2 separate regions of the Homo sapiens genome follow, and region 2 is linked to region 1. Evidence: read pairs that join two places in POLR2A ChIA-PET (ENCODE). Cell type or tissue: PC-9. All regions are shown on one strand. Each heading gives the region's core, and the rest is flanking DNA. Links, peaks and the distances in the headings are about the cores only.

Region 1 (9,594 bases), core at 766-8,765:
CTGTCCTTCCACCAATGCGAGGCTGTCTCAATTCCTGTAGCTTCTCAAGTATGACTTAAAATTAGACAAATCCTCCAACTTTGTTTTCTTGTCTATAATTTTTTTCATCATTTTAAGTCTTTGCATTTCTCTATAAATTTTAGAATTAGCTTGACAATTTTTATCAGGATTGTGTTGACTCTGTAAATGTGTGAACAATTGCCACCTTAATATTGAATCTTCCAGTTTATGAACAATGATATATGTCTTAATTTATTTAGGTCTTAAATTTCTCTCAGCAATGTTTCATAATTTGTGGTGTTGAGTATTGGTTGTCTTTTGTCAGATTATTCCTAAGTTTTTTTGTGGAAGTTTATTTATTTATTTATTTTGGTGCTACCCTAAATAGAATTTTAAATTTTCTTTAATTAATTAATTCATTTGTTTGAGATGGAGTCTTGCTCTGTTGCCCAGGCTGGAGTGCGGTGGCGCAATCTTGGCTCACCGCAACCTCCACCTTCCAGGTTCAAGTGATTCTCCTGCCTCAGCCTCCTGAGTAGCTGAGACTACAGGCACGTGCCACCACGCCCAGCTAATTTTTTGCATTTTTACTAGAGACAGGGTTTCATCATGTTAGCCAGGATGGTCTTGATCTCCTGACCTCATGATCTGCCCGCCTCAGCCTCCCGAGTGCTGGGATTACAGGCGTGAGCCACTGCGCCCGGCCAATTTTCTTTATTTTTTAACTGTTTGCTGCTATTTGTATAAGAATGGGGTTAATTTTGGTACATTAACTTTGGATCTTGTGATCTTGCTAAGCTCACTTAATAGTTGTGATGGTTATTTTATGGGTTTCCTGAGACTTTCTATGTAAATTTTCATAGCAGCTGCCAATAGAAACAGTTTTATTTCTTCCTTTTCAATTTTTAGTAACTTTATAGCTTTCCTTTTCTTTTCTTTTTTTTTCCTTATTGCAATGACTAGGATTGCCAGTACAATGTTGACCAGATATAGCTACAGAAGGTGGGCACCTTTACCTTTTCCTTGACCTTAAGGGGAAAAAATGTGAGACTCAGCATCATAATAGTGCCTGTAGCTTTGTTGTAGATGACCTTCGTTCATTTGAGGATGTTCCCTACTATTACTAGTTTGCTGGAATTTTTTTTACTATGAGTGGGCATAAAATTTGATTGAATGCTTTTCTAATATGTATTTTTAAATTCATAAGGCTTATCTCCTATATTTGGTTAATATTATTAATCATATTGATTGATTTTTGAACATTTGGCAGACCTTGTATTCCTGGCTTTAACCTTACTTAGTTCTGATATTATTTTTATATATGATGAGATTTGTTTTGCTAATATTTTTAAAGAATATTTGTGTCTATATTCATGAGGAATGTTGGTCTACAATTTTCTGTTTTTGAATGTCTTTGCCAGGTTTTTATATTAGTGTTATGGAATCTGCAGGGTGTCACTTTTCTGGCCAGAAACCTCTGTATGGCTGGTGGCACGTTTATCTGAGTTTTTATCCTGCATTAAGGAGGACTGAGATACACAGATAAGCAGAGGGTGAGCAAGATGAAGAGGAGCTTTATTTAGTGTTAGGACAGCTCAGAGGAGACCCGCAGTGGGTAGCTCCTCTCTGTAGGCAGGTCATCCCCTTGAGTGTTCAGCTCTCAGCAGAGAGAGTCCCTGAACAGGGTAGCTCCCAGCTGCAGCTGGTCATCCTGTTGTCTGCTCAGCTCTGACTGAGCCTGGGGCTTTTATGGGCCTCACAGGGGAGGAAGTGCACACCGATTGGTCCATGGGCAGCCATGGGCAGCCATGGGCAGCTGAGAAAAGGCACCAGCTCCCACTCTGGTGCATGGGACAGGCAGCCTGGTCCCTAGCCTTCAGGCCCTTCCTGGCCTGAATGTGGGGGCCTCACCAGTGGACCTGTCCTCTTCTGCCCAGGAATCTGTCTGCCTCCCACTGCTGTTCATGGTGCCTGGGCTTGGCCCTGACTTTGCTCCAAGATCAGAGTAGGCACCGACAAAAGGGATAAGCCAGGTAGCAGGTGCCTGGGAAGTCAGGAAGCCAGACTTGGGTGGCTGCAGCTTCACCCAGGAGGGTGGGTCTCCTGCCTTCTCCGTGGAACTGGAGGCCTGGGTCTGCAGCCACAGTTTGGGTGGTGGCAGGAGCACTCAGGGAGCTCCTCAGCCAACTCAGAAGGGGTGGGGCTCCCGCTTGTTCCCCCAGCTCCCGGTGGCTCCATGGAAGGTGCAGCCCCTGCTGCCTTCCTGAGCAGCTGCTGCCTTCTTTAGGGTTATGCTGGCCTTATAAAATGAGTTGGGTGATGCTACCTCTTCCTTCATTTTCTGAAAAAATTCCTTAAGATTAGTTTATTTCTTCCTTGAATATTTGATCAAATTAACCAATGAAACAGTCTAGCTCTGGATTTTCCTTTTTAAAAAGTTTTTGGTAAAAAAAAACTTTAGCATAATAATGAGATTTCTTTAACAGGTGTAGTGCTATTCAGATATTCTGTTTCCTCTTGTATCAATTTAAGTTTTACTTCTCAAGAAATTTGTCCAATTAATTTAAGTTGTTGAAGTTTTGGTATAAAGATGTTTATGATAGCCCTTAAAAGTCTGTAGGATCTGTGTTAATAATAAATACCCTTTCAGTTTCTGCACTGGTAGTTTGTATTCTCTCGTTTTTACTTCAACAGTCTAGCTAAGAGTTTATTAATTTTGTTGATCTCAAATAATCAACTTTTGGCTTTTTTTCCTTCTTTTTTGTCTGTCTGTTTTCTATTTCATTTATTTCTGCTCTTACTGTTATTTTTTCCTTTCTTCCACTTAATTTGGCTTTACTTTGCTCTTCTCTTTTCTAACTCCTCAAGGTGGATCTTCAGGTAATTGATTTTAGATTGCTCTTGCTTTCTAATGTAAGTATTTAAAGTTCTGAGCTTCCCTCTAACAACTATTGTGGCTGAATCCCACAGATTTTGATAGGATGTATTTTCATTGTCTTTCAATTCAAATTATTTTCTGATTTCCCTCGTGATTTCATCTTGAATTCATGAGTCATTTGTAGACGCATGAAACATTTATAGATATTTGGGGTTTTGCTAGACATCCTACTATTACTGATTTCTAATTAGGTTCAGTTGTTGTCAGAGTACACACCCTACATGATTTCTATTCTTTTAAAATTAATGAGACTTGTTTTCTGGCCCAGCATATGGTCTTTCTTGGTGAAATGTACCACATACAGTTGCTAGGTATAGTGTGCTATAGTTATCAGTCAGATCAAGGTGATGAATAGTTATGTTTATATTAGGTTGGTGCAAAAGTAATTGCGGTTTTTGCCATTTAATTTCAATTAAATAAGTAATTAAAAATAATTACTCATATTAATATATTGAGTAATTATTAATTAATCAATAAGTGTAATTATTAACATTAGTTAACATCATATTGAGTAATTATTATTAATTATTTTACTAATTTCTTATATATTTGTTCTTTTAATTGCTGAGAAAGGGTATTAAAATCTCTCTTTGTGATAGTGGGATTTGTGTGCATTTCTTCCCTTTATTAATTTTGTTTATATATTTTGAAGCTATATTATATATTTTAGACAAATCAAAATTTACACTTTTATGCCTTTCTAATCATTCCTTTTATTATGTAAAATGTCTCTCCTTATCTCTGATATTGCTGTATTGAAAGTTATTAATATTAATATCAACATAAGTATTAATATTAATCTATATGAGTAATTAAAAATAATTGCTCATAATATAATATTAAGTAATTATTATTAATTAACTGATCAATATGCATAATTATTAACATTAGTTAACATCTTATTGAGTAATTATTATTAATAATGTCTCATATTGATTAATTAATATCATTATAGCCACCCTGACATCTTGTGTTTATTCTTTGCATCTTGTGTTTATTCTTTTCAGTTTATTTACTTTTGTCTTATTTGTGTTTTTGTATTCAAAGTAAATCTCTTGTAGGCAGCACATAATTGGGTGTTGCTTTTAAAAATCCATATTGTCAATTTCTTCCTTTTCATTGGAGTGTTTAGAACATTAACATTTAATGCTGATCTTTTCTCTTTTTTGGTTCCTTTATTCCCCTTTCTCTGCATGCTTTTGGATTATTTGAATATTTTATAGTATTCCATATTAATTTATCTGTTGGCTGTTTGGCTGCATTTCCCTGTGTGTATGTAGTTGCTCTATGCATGGTTTCTTTGATTCTATCCTGTTTGGGGTTCTCTGAGTTTCTTGAATCTGTAAACTTATGTCTTACACTAAATATATAAGATTTTCAGTCATGTCTTCAAAGATTTTTCTGCTCCCATCTCACTCTCCTCTCTTTCTGGACTAGTTATAATGTTTAAGAGCTTTGGATATGGCTTCACAGGTTCCTGATGCTCTTTGTTCCTTTCCTTCTTCAATCTTTTTTTCCTCTGTGTCCTTCTGATTGACTCATTTTATTGATCTATGGGTTTGCTGACTTTTGCCTTTCTCATTTCCATTCTGCTATTGATCCATCCAGTGATTTTTAAACATTTCAAATATTTTCTTTGTTATTTCTAAAATTCCAATATCCTCTTTTAATACTTTCTCTGCCAGGATTTCTTATTTGCTTATTCATTTCAAATGTATTTCCTTGATCTCATTGAGTAGAGTTGTAGTAGATGCTTTAAATTCTTTGTCTGATAATTTCAATGTCTGAGTCATCTTGGTGCTTTCATCTGTTAATTTTTTTATCCTTTGAGAATGGGCTGCATGTTCCTGTTTCTTTGTATGTCAAATAATTTTGGATTGTATCATAGACAATCTTAATGTCATATTATATAGACTCTACATTCTGTTAAGATCCTCTGAATTATGTAGATGTCTTTGTTTTAGCAGGCTATTGATTCATACATATGTGTGCATCCACATAACCACTGCTATAATAGTCAGGGTTTTCCAGAGAAATAGAACCAACAGGAGATGTGTGTGTGTGGTGTGTGTGCATGGATGTGTGTGTGTGCCTGTGTGTGTGGATGTGCGTGTGTGCATATGTGTGTGTGTGCGTGTGTGTGTGTGTGCGCATGTGTGTGTATTTCTTTATTTACCGTAAGTTATTGGTTCATAGGATTATGGAGGCTGAGAAGTCCCACAAGCTGCCCTCTGCAAGCTGGAGACCCAGGAAAGCCAGTGGTGTAGTTTGAAGGCCTGAGAGTCAGAGAACCAATGGTGTTGATTCCAATCTAGATCTGAAGGCCTGAGAACCATGAGTGCTGACAGAAAGAGACTGATGTCTCAGCTCAGGCCATCAGGCAGAGTTAATTCACCCTTCATCCATCTATTAGTTCTATTCAGACCCACAATAGGTTGGATGGTGTTCACCCACCCTGAGAAGGGCCATCTGCTTGACTCAGCCCATGAATTCAAATGCCAGTCTCCTCCAGACCTTCATAGACACGCCGAGAAATCACTCACTGGCTATCTGGCATCCTGTGGCCCAGCCTAGCTGGCCCACAAAATGAACAATCACAACCACTTAGATCAATAGGTGGATCATTTCTAGTCCCTCCAGAATTCCCACTCCAAGGGTGTACTCACTTCACAAGTAATCATCATTCTGACTTATTTAACCATTGGTTAGTTTTGTCCATTCCTGAATATCACATAAACAGAACCACACAATATGTGTTTTAAAACATCTGGCTTCTTTTCTTAAAACATAGTATCTGTGGGATGCCTCCATGCTGTTAAATGTAGAAATAGTTCATGACTTTTCATTACTGGGTGATACCACATTGCATGAACATACTGCAGTCTATTGATCTAGTCCCTTGCTGATGGACAGCTGGGCTGTTTCCAGTTTAGGACAACAGGCTGGGCATTTTAGGAGGCAGCACAGAGCAGAATGGCTACAGGCATGTCTCTTACAGCCACACAACCCCGACTCAAATCCTAGCTCTGCTGCAGACCAGCTGTGTGACCTTGGGCAAGTGACTCACCCTCGCTGAGCTGCAGTTTCCTCTTCTGTGAAGTGGAGATTATGGTAGCAGTACTTACTCAGAGGGTTGTCATGAGGATCAAGTAAGAAGTCACATGAAATCACAGCCTGCAGCCTACCAGAGCCAGAGCCCAGTAAATGGCAGCTGTTAAATGATTATTGTGGGAGGAGGTAGCAATTATGAATGTCAGCTCTGAAATCTGATCTGAATTCACATTTCAGGCTAAATGAAGCAATCATTAGTAAACACTCAGCATAGGGCTAGCAAATAATAAGCTCACAATTTATTATCCTTATTGATACCTGATATGTAAATACTAGTAGCCTTTACAACAAGCATTCCCATGATAGGTTTTGCCATTTGATAGAGAACAGAACTGTTTCTCAGGGATGTGCAGCATTTCTGGTCACAGAGCAAGAACAAGGTGGTGTAGGGACCCTGCTTATCCTACCCTGCCCTCCAGATGCAGGGACCCCACTCCCACCCACCCCTACAGCCTCACCTTGAGTATCAGAGAAGGTGATGGTGGAGAGCCACCTCCCAGACTGGCCTGGGCTGCTTCCTGGGCCCATTTCTGTCCCTCTCTGGGTTTCACAGCTTCCCATCCCACCCAAAGGTGCACTGGTGCTGACCCTGGGCAGTGCTGTGGGCAGTGAAGGCCGGATGAGGTCCCTGAGTGACAGCAGGCTCTGAATTGCCGCAAGTGTCACCATGGTAAAGTTTCTTTCCTGCTCTGTGCCTCAGTTTCCTCATCTGTGAAGGGGCAATGGTGATAGCATCTGCTTCACAGGGGCCCTGTGGGTGCTGAATCAGAGGGCCCAGGTGAGGTTACGCCTGGGGTCAGGGCAGGGCCACCAGGGGTGTCCGGGGGCCACGCGAGCCTTTGAGAGGTGCCGCAGGTCTTGAGTCCACATACCAACTGCCACCCACACAGGCCGACGTCCCTTCCAACGGTGCAGCGGGGCTAAGGTCACTTGCAATCGTGGAGAAGAGACAGTGACCTGGGGTTGGGGCAGGAGCCTACGTCAAGACAGAGTCACGGATGGGTGGGGCTCAGTCCCTCCCTTGGAGGGAACCCCCCAGGACTGTGGCAGACCCCCTTGCAAGGTCCTCATCGGCTCCAGGGCAGGCCCAGCCTCTGCCATGGGTGTGAGGGAGAGTTGAGGGCTCTATGACGCCCCCCTCCCCAGATAACTCAAGGCCCGGGGAGGGAGCTTTGGGTTGAGATGGTGTCGTCAGGGGCTAGTGGGCAGGTGTGCAAAGCCCCAGGCTGGGCCCAGAGAAATTCAGCAGCAGGTTTCAGGGCAGCAGGAGGTCGGCTGGGAGGGTGGATCCTTATGCATCTCTCTGTCTCATCCCCTCTGACCGCCTCAGCCAGGGGGAGAGAATGGAGCTCGGTGAGCAGCCCCAGTGGGCCTGCTATGAATTACAGGACCCCCTGCAAATTCACACACATGCTTGCCCCCTGCTGTGCTACTGACAGCAAAGGCAGAATCTGAGCTGCTGGGACTTGCCCAAGGCTGCCAGCTGCAGATGCTGGAGCCAGACAGAAGCCCAGGCCGCCTTCACAGTCTGCATAGTTCCAGTGCAACAAGGAACCTAAAGGGTTAACCAGCATTAGCACAGGGCCCAGCAAGTCACTCCCAGGTACCTGCTCAAGAGAACAGAAAACATGTCTGCACAAAAACCTGCACAGCCAAGCTCACAGCAGCACCATCCACAGCAGCCACAGTGCAACAACCCAATGTCCACAGCAACTGACGCACAGAGAAACCAACTGTGGTCTAGCCACACAAGGGAATATTATTCAGCCCTGAAAAGGAATGCACTCCTGGTCCATGCTGCAAACATGCATGAACCTCAAAAACATTAGGCCAAGTAAAAGAAGCCAGTCACAACAAAACTAAATGTCGTAGAATTCCATTTAATGAAATGCCCAGAGTTGGCAAGTCTGTAGAGGGATAGAGTAGAAGGGTGGTTACTGGGGCTGGGGAATGAATGGGGGGTGGGGAAGTTGTGGGGCATGGCTGGAAGGTGTGGAGTTTCTTTCCAGGAGAATGAAAATATCCTAACATTGATTCTGGTGTTGGATGCCCGAGTCTGAATATACTGAAGACCACTGAATTGCACATTTCACATGGGTGGACTGCTGGTTCGTGAATTCCACCTCGATGAAGCTGTGGGTGAATCACTTGAGATTAGGAGTTCGAAACCAGCCTGTACAACATAGTGAAACCCTGTCTCTACTAAAAACATAAAAAATAAAAAATAGCCAGGCATGGTGGGGGGCACCTGTAATCCCAGCTACTTGGGAGGGTGAGGCAGGAGAATCACTTGAACCCAGGAGGTGGAGGTTGCAGTGAGCCGAGATCCTGCCACTGCACTCGAGCCTGGGTGACAAAGCGAGACTCTGTCTCAAAAAAGAAAAAAAGAAAAGTAAAGAATGCTGGACCATGTGGGAAGTGCCTAGCCTTGGGTCAAACCCCTTGCAGGTGCCCAAGAGATGGATGGAGACCACACAGAGGCATGCCCAGCCCAGCACCCTTCCCAAATGCACTGGATATGCATTAGCCGCCCTCCTTATTCTGTGCCTCCCAAAGCACCCACCCAGGTCCAGGCTCTGGGACTCTCAGACTCTGCCGGTCCCCTGCCCTGGGCCAGGTCCTGGGTTGGGTATGGAGAGCTGAGAGCCCAGAGCCAACCAAACCGTGGTGCCCTGGTAGCCTGCAGCTTGTTCATTTTGCTGGCAGCGAGACCCCTTGAGATCCAACTGCCCAAATGAAACATAAAGAGGCCGAAGCGCATGGTGGTAAAAGATGTGAGTCCCCAGATCGAAGCTTGGGGCAATTCTGCATGAGTTAGTTACACCGCTGCAACAAAGACACCTAAAAACACAGGGGCTCAATCCCTGCGTCAAGATCTCACATAAAAGGGAGATAGGCAGCCCAGGGCTGATTGGTGGCCTGACAGTGCCAGGGGCCTGGCTCCTTCTATCTCTCTCCCTCGCCATCCTCAGCAAGTCACTTCCATCTTGGGTCCAAGATGGGGAGGGAGGAGGGGACACCTCTTGCCATTAAGGGCAAGGCTTAAAAGGGCTTATGGAGCTTCAGCTGGAGTGGCCTCAATCAGAACTTATTCATGGCTGGGATGTGTTGCAAGGGAGTCTGGGAAATGCAGTGTTTATCTGGGAGGCCACGTGCCCAGCGAAGCATTATTACATTATTGTACAATAGGATGGGATGGGAGAGAAAGGAAGGAAAGAGGGAGGGGGAGGATGAAGAGAAGGAAGGAGGGAGGGAGAGGAGTAGGGAGGGAAAGAAGGAGGGAGGAAAGAAGGGAGGGAGGGAGAGGAGAAGGAGGAAAGGATGGATGGAAGGAAGAAAGGAAGGAAAGAGGGAGGGAGGGAGGAGAGAAGGAAGGAAGGAGCGAGAAAGGAGGGAAAGAGGGAGGGAAGAGAGAGGGAAGGAAAGGAGGGAGGAAGGAAGGGAGGGAAGAAAGATGGATGGAGGGAGGGAGGGAAGAATAGAAGGAAAGAAGGAGAGAGGGAAGGAGGGAGGAAGGAAGGAGGGAAGGAGGGAGGAAAGAAGGA
Region 2 (9,594 bases), core at 922-8,921, 68 kb after region 1:
AGCCAGCCGGCCACCAGCCAGGAAGCGGAAGGTGCAGAAATAGAAACGCACAGAGAGGCAATTGCTCCTTTTGCCCTGCAAGGAAGGGAAGCCGGGGGAGAGGGGCCAGGAGAGGAAGCTGAGGGGCAGAGGAGAGGATGGGGAGGCCAAGGACGGCGGGATGGGGTTCCAGAGCTTGCCGGACCTCGGCCCCCGCCTGCTCCCATGTCCAGTGCCCTGGGTCAGGGCTGTGGGGAGCAGCTTTCAACACCTTCATTTTCCTGACAAGATCCCAAAATGAGGAGCTCTGATTTGCTCTGAATGCGACTTGAAGCCAGGCCCCGGGGAAAGTATTTGTGGCAACTTTCAAGGGTTGATGCTGTGGCTGGCAGCAGAGGTGGGGGGCAGGAGGGGGGTGCTCACAATGGTCGTTGGCTGACTGACTGACTGAATGAATGAATGAATGAGTGAGTGAGTTGTGGCCAGCCCTATACCCCAGCAGAGCCACTGGGCTTGAGGACAGGACCCTGCCTGCTGGCCACGTACCTAGACAGCCACAGACAGAAAACACGCTTAGCAGGCTGCACTGAGGCGGAGAAATGAGATCTGGCCCCAGCTCAGCTCTGCTGCATCCCAGGTCATCCGAGGATGTCACTGGCCTTCTCAGCCTCACACCCCTTCCTCCCAGTCTGGGGTGAGACCCTCACACTCCACAGAGCGTCAATGGGAGCCCAGGGCGAGCCTGGCTGGTACTGGCCTACTGAGACCTGGGCTTTTCCTGTATTCTCCCACGCAGAGTATAGCAGGAGGCCCCCCAAAAGTGTCCTCTAGTCCAGACTCCCCCACTGCAGCCAGCCTACATTCTAGAGCTGACATGGGCCAAGACCAGGAAGGAAGGGCCACCTTCCCTGAAGGACACTGACTCCTCAACCCCTGTGCTCAGCCGACCTTGCGAAGTTGGAAACACACTGCCCTCCTAGGCTGAGCTGAGCCCTTCCCAGCTCGCAGCCCAGCGGGTCCCTGAGGTCCCATAGAGGGGGCTGGCAGTGGCTTCTTCCAGGCAGGGCCCCAATGCCCACCACCCACCTTGGAAGGTCTGGCTGGAGGGGTCTCTGAGGACAGGGACCATGACAAGGTTCCCCTTGCCTCCCCCATGCTATGGCCCTGGCCCTCCTGCAGAGCCCACGGTCCTGGCAGGGGCCACACAGGATCCCTGCACCCGTGGCCCAACCACAGGCTCGGCCACCATGCACACGGCACAAGCATCTGCTCCCTGGCCTTCCTGACAGGCAGCGGGCGCCCTGGCACTGGCGGGCGGGCAGGCGGCGTGTGCAGGTTGGGGCCGCCCAGGGGCAGGAGTGCAGGCCTGCAGTTGACAAGGCCTGGTTTCCTGCTCTCACTCTGGGGAGGAAGAGGAAGATGACAAGCAAACCAGTGCTTGTCAAGGAGTCATCTAAACACGCACTCAGAGGCCACTTCCAAAGACCGCCCTGAGGCAGTCCAGGGTCCATCGCCGACCACCCTCCCCAAAAAAGAATGACATCAGCCAGGTGACAGCAGCAGGCAGGTACAGATGGGGTCCTCTAGGGATGGCAGATTGCCAGGGAGCCTGGTCACCCTTCCCTAAGGGTCAACTCAGTTTCTCAGCCATGGACCAAGGTGCCCCTTTGTCCTGTGAACTTTGAGAAGCAGAGGGCCCTTCTCTTTGGAGTCTGAGAGAAGCCCAGGAGAAGAAGGAATGAAACCCTGCACATCTCATCTTCTTAAAATGCAGATTCAGGCCTGTTTTTCCAAGTCCATCACCAAACACAAGGTCTTTCCAAATTAGGTGCTGAGCTGAGCTCATATTCCCAAAATGCACACTCCCCTCCTTTTTTTTTTTTTTTTGCTTGGGAATGCTAAAAAATAAAAAGTTATATGACGTGTCTTTTTAAATAGCACACACTTTTCCGCTAATCAAGAAAAATCGAGCCTGTGTTTTGCTGAAGTGATGTGATTTTTTTCCCCCTCATTTTATTGTGCAAAGGAATTCGAGTCAGGCGGCCACATCCAGAGGCAGGAAGGGTGTATAGAAAGTTCAAAATTAGCAATTCCCTGGACTCCCTTTCAGATGCAAGGGCGAAAACGGACTTGGTCTGAGAGCTACGTTTTCCTCCTTGGAATCTAGGAGGTTTCATTAGTAGGAGTTCCTTTTTTATGGCCTTGTTTTCCTGCAAGTTAAAAGAAGAGGGTTTGATTTCACCTCGGCAGGTCGCTGAGGGTCTGAGCCTCCAGTGAGCCTTCTCACGTGTCCACTGCCCTGATCAATGTATTGGCTTCAGAAAGAACAAACAAGCCAAGCCCGTCACAGGTGATTTATAGCATCTGCGCCTGATGGGTGGTCATGATTCATGGCACTTCATTAAACCTGAGCGCAGCCGCTTCCTCTGCACCCGCCACTGGGGACAGGCCACCCTCCCTCCTGGTTACTGGCCCCCTCTGAGCCCCAGACAAAAGGGCCTCTCACTTGCTTACATATTTTCCCACATGTGAGCCAGCAATTGGAAACTTCCTCCCGATAACTGCAAACCTCGGAGCTGGAATTTATGAGAAGGGGCTTCGGGTGACGTCGGCGGCCTGGGCACACCCAGGCGCACAAGGCAGGCCTTTCATGAGGAGCTGCCCGGGCGGCGTGGCTGAGCTGATGAGAAGTGTCCCCAAGACCCACCTGCAGATCCAGCGGGCCAGCTGCCACTTGGGCAGGAAGGGGCTCTGGGCAGCCCTGGGCCACAGGACAATAGTCAGGTGGCAGGAACGACAGTCAGTGTGGTTTCTGTCCCTGTGTAAGCTGCCCACTGTGTGGATTTGAGAGGGGCAGGGGGCACGGTGTTACAGACACACCCTGCTGCTGGGGCAGCCTGCTAAAATTCTCCCAGGGATACGCCTGTCCATACCTGGTTACCTGGGTCACTCTGTCTTCTGCCTGGGAGAGGCGGGGAGGACGTGGGAACCCGCTGGCTGAGACATCAAGCTGGAATTGTCCCACCTGTGTGCTGCAGGACTGGGGATGCTATAGGATTCTGTCTCCCAGAACAGCAGCCACCAGTCATCCGTGGCCTCCAAGCACTTGCAACGTGGCTGGTCTGCTTCAAGATGCCCTGGAAGAACAAAATACACCCCAGATTTTGAAGACTTAGTAGGAAAAAGGGGATGTGAAAGACTTCACTAATAATCACAACGGCGAATGCATGTTGTCATCATATGTTGGATATATTGGGTTAAATAAAACATATTATTAAAATGTATTTCACCTGTCCTGTTCACTTTTTAAAATGTGGCCACCACTTGCTATGTACCCACAGAAATTAAAAATTGAATTTTTTTTTTTTGAAACAGAGTCTCGCTTTGTTGCCCAGGCTGGAGTGCAATGGCGTGATCTCAGCTCACTGCAACCTCCGCCTCCCGGGTTCCAGCAATTCTCCTGCCTCAGCCTCCTGAGTAGCTGGAATTACAGGCGTGCGCCACCACACCCAGTTAATTTTTGTATTTTCAGTAGAGAGAGGGGTTTCGTCATGTTGGCCAGGCTGGTCTCAAACTCCTAACCTCAGGTGATCCATCTGCCTCGGCCTCCTAAAGGGCTGGGATTATAGGCGTGAGCCACCACACCCAGCCAATTTTTTTTGTTTAATGTGACCATTAGAAAGTTAAAAATTATAGGTGAGGCTGACATAGTCTTCCTATTGCACAGTGCTGGCCGAAGGGGAGCCAGTCCCGGGCTGAGGTCCTCATCTGTTTCCTACCCTGACTCCCAGGGCAGGTCCGGCTCTGCTGGGGGGCCTGTCTGCCACAGGACTTGATGAGGAGGGGAAAGACTGGCACCCACCAAGCACTTTCGACATGTCAGGCACTGGGCTAGGCGCTTGGCCTCGATATTCTTATTTAAGTTGCATAACAACCCGGTAAGACAAGGACTACTACTGCGCCATTTTACAGACAAGGAAATTGAGGCTGGTTGAGGTGAATCAACTTGTGCAAAGTCCCAGAATCTCCACCCGGGCAGTATTGCCTGAGCTCTTGCTCAGCCAACAAGCCCCACTACCCCCACACACCCATGGGCCTCTTGCAACAACACCTTCCCCACATAGGGTCATGGGGAGCCTGAAGTGTGCGGGGGCAGTGGAGGGCATCTTTCTGAGGGCATCCTGCCCCTGAAGCCCAAGGAGGAATCACCCTCACGGCTCACCGAGAAGGATTGGCAACCCTCAGTCTTGTGGACTGAAGACTCATTTCGGAGCCACTCCAGGGTTGAGGCAGAGTGTGCTCCCAAGGGGTGGTTGTGCCCTGGCTCACGGCCCTGAACACAGTAGGTCTTCAACTAATACAGCAGGAAGAAATGGTGCCAGGACAGCTCTCCACGTTGGAAGTTCTTCCTTGTTAGCCCAAGCCAGGCTCCTTTGAGGATATCATTCAGATTATTACTTTGCTTGGGGCAGGGTCCCAGGCACAGCTCCGGGCATGGGTGCAGGGATCACACTGGACACACCAGATTCAGACCCTTCCAGAGCCCCTTCCCTGCTGCAGGGGGCAGAAAAGAACAGATAAGCGATGGTGCATAGTGGGGCAGCAGCTACCCCCAGACTTAAGAAGAGGACCAGGACATTTTTCGGGTTTCTGGTCAATTAAATGGAACGCCAAGCAGAGTCATGTTCTCAGCATCTATGTTTAACAAATCTATACTTCAAATGCACACCCTCTCTGCTGAAAGAACACAGTCCCATCGAAGTATTTTTGCCTGATGGGAGGGATTAGAATTTCCGTGGCAACATTACATCACTTTAGACCAAAGCGACAGTGTCTGGGAAGACAGAGCTGGTTCTGCACGTACCTCCGCTCCACAGTCACGGACACTGAGGTGCTCAGGGGTCGGCGCTCAGGATCACTGGGCAGCCGTACGTGTCCCAGGCAGCGGGAGCCCCGGCAGTGCCAGCTCCCACACCATCCGGCTGTGACAACCTCAGGTCCTTGATGACAGGGAGCCTCTGCCAAGACGGTCCGAAAATTGGGAAGGGGACCCGCTCATCTTTGTGGGGTCCCCAAGAGCTTCAGATAAGTTTGCTGAGCACCGGCTTCCTGATCACATTTCACATTTGACCAAACGATGTTCCTCTGCAGCCTCCCTCCCTTGGTCCCCAAATTGGCAGCACTTTCTAGAAGCTAGATGCAGAGGATGTCCTTTGTCAAGGGAAAAAGAAGTGTTTCCTTTGGGATAAAAGGACACACACACGAGTGTTTATGCACATGCAGATACGTCTGCCTCTCTCTATGGACATGTATAGAGATTTGGTTGTTTATGCATAAAATATCCCTGCATGGATACCCAGGAAACTGGTAATGTCAGTTGCCTTTAGGGAGGAAAACTAGGGGTCTGGGAGTCTTAAGTAGGAGAATTTTTTAACCATATTTTATATTTTTTTAAATTGTTCTACTCTGAGAAAATTTGAAAGTGTATAAAAAGCAAGCTCTGAGCCCCTTGTCTTCAACCCCGGGGCCTCTCTTGCCTGAAGTCCTGCCATGAAGATGAATCTCTGCCTGTACCCAGTTCCGTCAGGGTCCTGCTAAGGGGTGAGCAGAGGACACCACACCGAGGGGCCACCCATTGTCTCCCAACCTCGGTTCCCAGGACTCCCGTCCCCACGGGCCCTCTAGACTCTGTGAGGCTGTGATTCTGGGCAGGGTGAAGCCGGACATGCCGCAGGGCCGATGCCGGCCGTTGTGGAACCAGCCCTGGAATCTCAAAAATGTCCTGTGGTCAGGCCTGAGCTTTGTTAGTGACTCAGCAGAAAGCACCCAGCCCTGGCCCCGTGGCAGGTAGGCCAGCCCCAACCTGGGGTGCAGCCTCAGGCCTCCAGCGTCCAGAGCCCAGGCCTGTGGGGATGTGGGCCCAGTGGGTGAGTGGCCACTGTCCAGACCCTCTGTCTCAGCGAGGCATCAAAGGCTGGCAGAGTTGGCTGCTGGGGGAGCCCCTGGATGGGGCCAGAGCCCCGGCTCTGGGCTGAACTGTGTCCTGACCTGCTGACTGACTTCCAAGGCCTCAGTTTCCCCATTCACAGGAGAAGACCAACTGCATGTAAGCAGAAGCCTGACATTAGAAATGCAGCTGTTCTGTGATGCAGGTGGCGTGCTTGTCAAAGGAGGTTGACAAGCCTCCCAGGCTGCGTGGCCACAGGCAGCCTCCATGCCCTGGAGCCCCAGTTTCTCCTCCATGAAATGAGGCTAATAAGACTTCCTCCAGGCCGGGAACCGTGGCTCATGCCTGTAATCCCAGCACTTTGGGAGGCCGAGGCAGGCATATCACTTGAGGTCAGGAGTTCGAGACCAGCCTGGCCAACATGGTGAAACCCCATCTCTACTAAAAATACAAAAATCAGCCAGACATGGTGGGACGCACCTGTAATCCCAGCTACTCGGGAGGCTGAGGCAGGAGAATCGCTTGAACCCAGGAGGCAGAGGTTGCGGTGAGCCGAGATTGTGGCAGTGCACTCCAGCCTGGGTGACATAGTGAGACTCTGTCTCAAAAAAAAAAAAGACTCCCTCCAGTATCCGTGCTTGGGATGATTAAATGAGACAGTGCAGTCTTTAAGACATCAGCTGCCGCCAGCACCTTGAGGCTGCTGAATACCACCTGTCCCATCACTGACACGATGCTTCCACTCTGCTTATTTTCTTAAATAAATGTACTTTTACTGGCTACTTGATAGCACTGCCATATGTGGTGGATCAACGTCACTTGCCATAAATAGATTACACATTAAAAGTCACCCTTCACAATAGGGCTAAAACCCAGCCATCTGTGTCCCACCCCAAATCAGCTCACACAGCCCCAGATTTGGGGACACAGTGAGATGAAGACATAAGTAACAAGCTTCGTATGCAATGATGGTAGAAAGGCAGGCAGAGGCGACACGATTTGCTCATTTAATTCTGCAAGCTTGGTGTTAGGGTTCACTTATGGCTGCCTTTCTTTTCTTTCTTTTCTTTCTTTCTTTCTTTCTTTCTTTCTTTCTTTCTTTCTTTCTTTCTTTCTCTCTCTTTCTTTCTTCTTTCTTTCTCTCTCTCTCTCTTTCTTTCTTTCTCTCTCTTTCTTCCTTCCTTTCTTTTCTTTTTTTTTTTTTGACAGAGTCTTGCTCTGTCACCCAGGCTGGAGTGCAGTGGCGTGATCTCGGCTGACCCCAAACTCCGCCTCCCAGGTTCAAGCGATTCTCCTGCCTCAGCCTCTGGAGTAGCTGGGACTTCAGGCGTGCGCCACCACGCCCACTTAATTTTTTGCATTTTTAGTAGAGATGGGGTTTCACTATGTTGTCCAGGCTGGTCTCAAACTCCTAAGCTCAGGCGATCTGCTTGTCTCAGCCTCCCAAAGTGCTAGGATTACAGGCGTGAGCCACCACGCCTGGCCTGCCTTTCTTATTAGGGGATTTTTAAAATTCCAGTTAAAATCAGCAAAGTCCAGAGAGAGGTGTTCTACACCTTCATGTTAACAAAATTATTTTAAAATGAGAAAAGCAGGTGCTGGGGAGGATGTGATGAAGCCAACGCTCACGCAGGCATCAGCAGGTTCACACGTGTGAAGCACGCATGTGCTCAGGAAGGGTTGGTTAGCATGATTATCATATCCTGTCGGTGGTAACTATAAACTGGATCAGGACCGAGGGAAAACAGTACAGAAATAACAACTACTGAGCCAGGGCCATGAAAATGTACGCAGCCCCAAAGCTAATGATTCTAGGCCTAAACACTGATCCCAAGGAAATAGTCTCCCCGCCCCATGTAACGAGGCCCCTGCTGAGACAGACCTGCTGATCGTCGTCGTCCACGTCCTGTTATTTCAATGCTCGTCGCTCACCCTGCCCCAGCCCACCGAAACTCCCGCATTTCCCCACCAGTCAAGCTCTCGTGTTGGGGGCTTTGCGCTTTCTTGAAGCAACTTCCCCAACCCTGGCATCCAGGTTTTCCCTCCGGCACCCCTCCACCCCTGCTCAGACCGCCCCCCTCAGGAAGGTCAGAGCTGGCCCTGGTATCCACAGAGGCACCTGCCCAATCCCCCCGCACTCCTTTGCCTGTGTGTTTTTCTCCAGAGCACTTATGCCCACCCAACATGGTCCATCTCATGGTTACTTACTGTTTATTTGGTTTATTGTTCATCTCCCTGAACTACAGAATGTCAGCTCCTGAGGATGGTGACTTGTTCACCGCTGCACCCTCAGCACCCAAAGGAGAATCTGGCGGTCAGGAAATGCTCGGTGGATGTTTGTTGAATGAATAAATGATGCTGACAATGGAGACCGTCCAAACGTCTAAGCCAGTTAGCGTGCAGACACTCAACCCACCATGTGGAAACATGGGAACCCACTGAGAGGGAAAGGCAGAGGTGGACGTGCACCTGCGGCGATTAATTAAATCCACGTGAATGTGTTCACAACCTTTGCAAGGAGCACAGACACAGGGCGTGAGAGGACAGAGGACACATTCTCCCTTTCTGTCGCCGAGATCTGAGCAGCCCAGGGTGAAACTATCCACTCAGCAAGACCTTACAAGAAAATCAAACAGCCCATGCACTGCTTTGATCTGCGTCCTTGCTGGCAGGAGGGCTGGGACTGGCCAGGCCTGGCTCTGGTCAGCCACCCCATTGGCAGGACCCTGCCAGTGGCCTGCCGTGTGTCTCTGTGTCCTGGGTCTCTCAGTGGTGTGGCAGTCCTCGGCTGGATGGCATCCAAAGTCCTTTCCATTTCCAACCAGGTTGAACAGCGTAGGTGGCTTCCTTTGAGTTGAGTCGCCTGGCCAGGGTAAGACAGCGGTGAGGGCCCAGCCAGGTCCCATCTGTAAGTCGGAAGCAGGTGGGAGGGTGAAATTCCTGGCCCAGCCCTGGGGTGAGTCTCCTTACGGATGCACCAAATGGAACAAGCCATGAGAACTGCCATGCAATGGTTGGGGTCCTTCGGGGAGAACTGCCGTAAACACCTGCTTGGGATCTAAAGCAGACTGTGGGTCTCGGGTGAACAGAAGGCATGCCTCTCACTCTGCCTCGAGCATGTGCAAGCTTCAGGATCTTCACAGTGACACTAGGGACGGGGACCTTTGGAATAGTATTATGAGACCTGAAAAAAATAACATGTGGGTGTCAGACCCATGCCAGGGCTGAGTGGATCATTAGATAATCATTATCATCATTTTTGTCATTGTTATCTCCATCCTGGCAACTCCAACTGGATGCTCTTATTATTAATATTATTTTGCATTGAGTATTAATTATTAATATTATTAACTGACTAATATTAATTATGTAAACATTATTATGCATTGTTAATATTATTAATATTCATATTTATTATTAATATTATTTTGCAAGGACAAATGATAATTGTATATTAATATTATTTTGCATTGACAAATGGTGATTGTATGTTAATATTATTTTGCATTGACAAGTAGTAATTGTATATTAACATTATTTTGCACTGACAAATGGTAATTGTATATTTATGTGATGCGTTGATACCTGTGAGCAAGGAGATGGATATGTTAATAGCTTGATTGAATCATTCCCTATTGTATGTGTTTATCAAAACATTACACTGCACC

What was found. ChIA-PET counts read pairs that join two places held together with the same protein. Peaks named below come from ENCODE experiments on the same cell type or tissue, not always from the same donor. Only the 100,000 strongest peaks of a DNase experiment are listed, where the experiment ranks them.
Region 2: POLR2A ChIA-PET joins it to region 1 with 5 read pairs; 4 of 35 experiments call an interaction of 5 or more read pairs at or near these places.

Annotation. Positions count from the first base shown.
Region 1 is chr11:69,346,899-69,356,492 of GRCh38, forward strand. The region is part of intron 2 of LOC105369370 (a long non-coding RNA gene); the gene reads left to right. Among named protein-coding and RNA genes, the nearest start is that of MYEOV, 58 kb to the left of the region's middle. In PC-9, for the core only: no CTCF peak of the experiment used is centred there; DNase peaks (open chromatin) are centred at 4,723 and 6,133; H3K4me3 peaks cover 550 bases; H3K27ac peaks cover 5,585 bases.
Region 2 is chr11:69,414,954-69,424,547 of GRCh38, forward strand. No RefSeq gene overlaps it. Among named protein-coding and RNA genes, the nearest start is that of LINC02953, 5.9 kb to the right of the region's middle. RefSeq lists enhancers at 4,436-5,011, 5,586-6,160, 5,720-5,864 and a cis regulatory region at 5,787-5,797. In PC-9, for the core only: no CTCF peak of the experiment used is centred there; a DNase peak (open chromatin) is centred at 5,758; H3K27ac peaks cover 2,932 bases.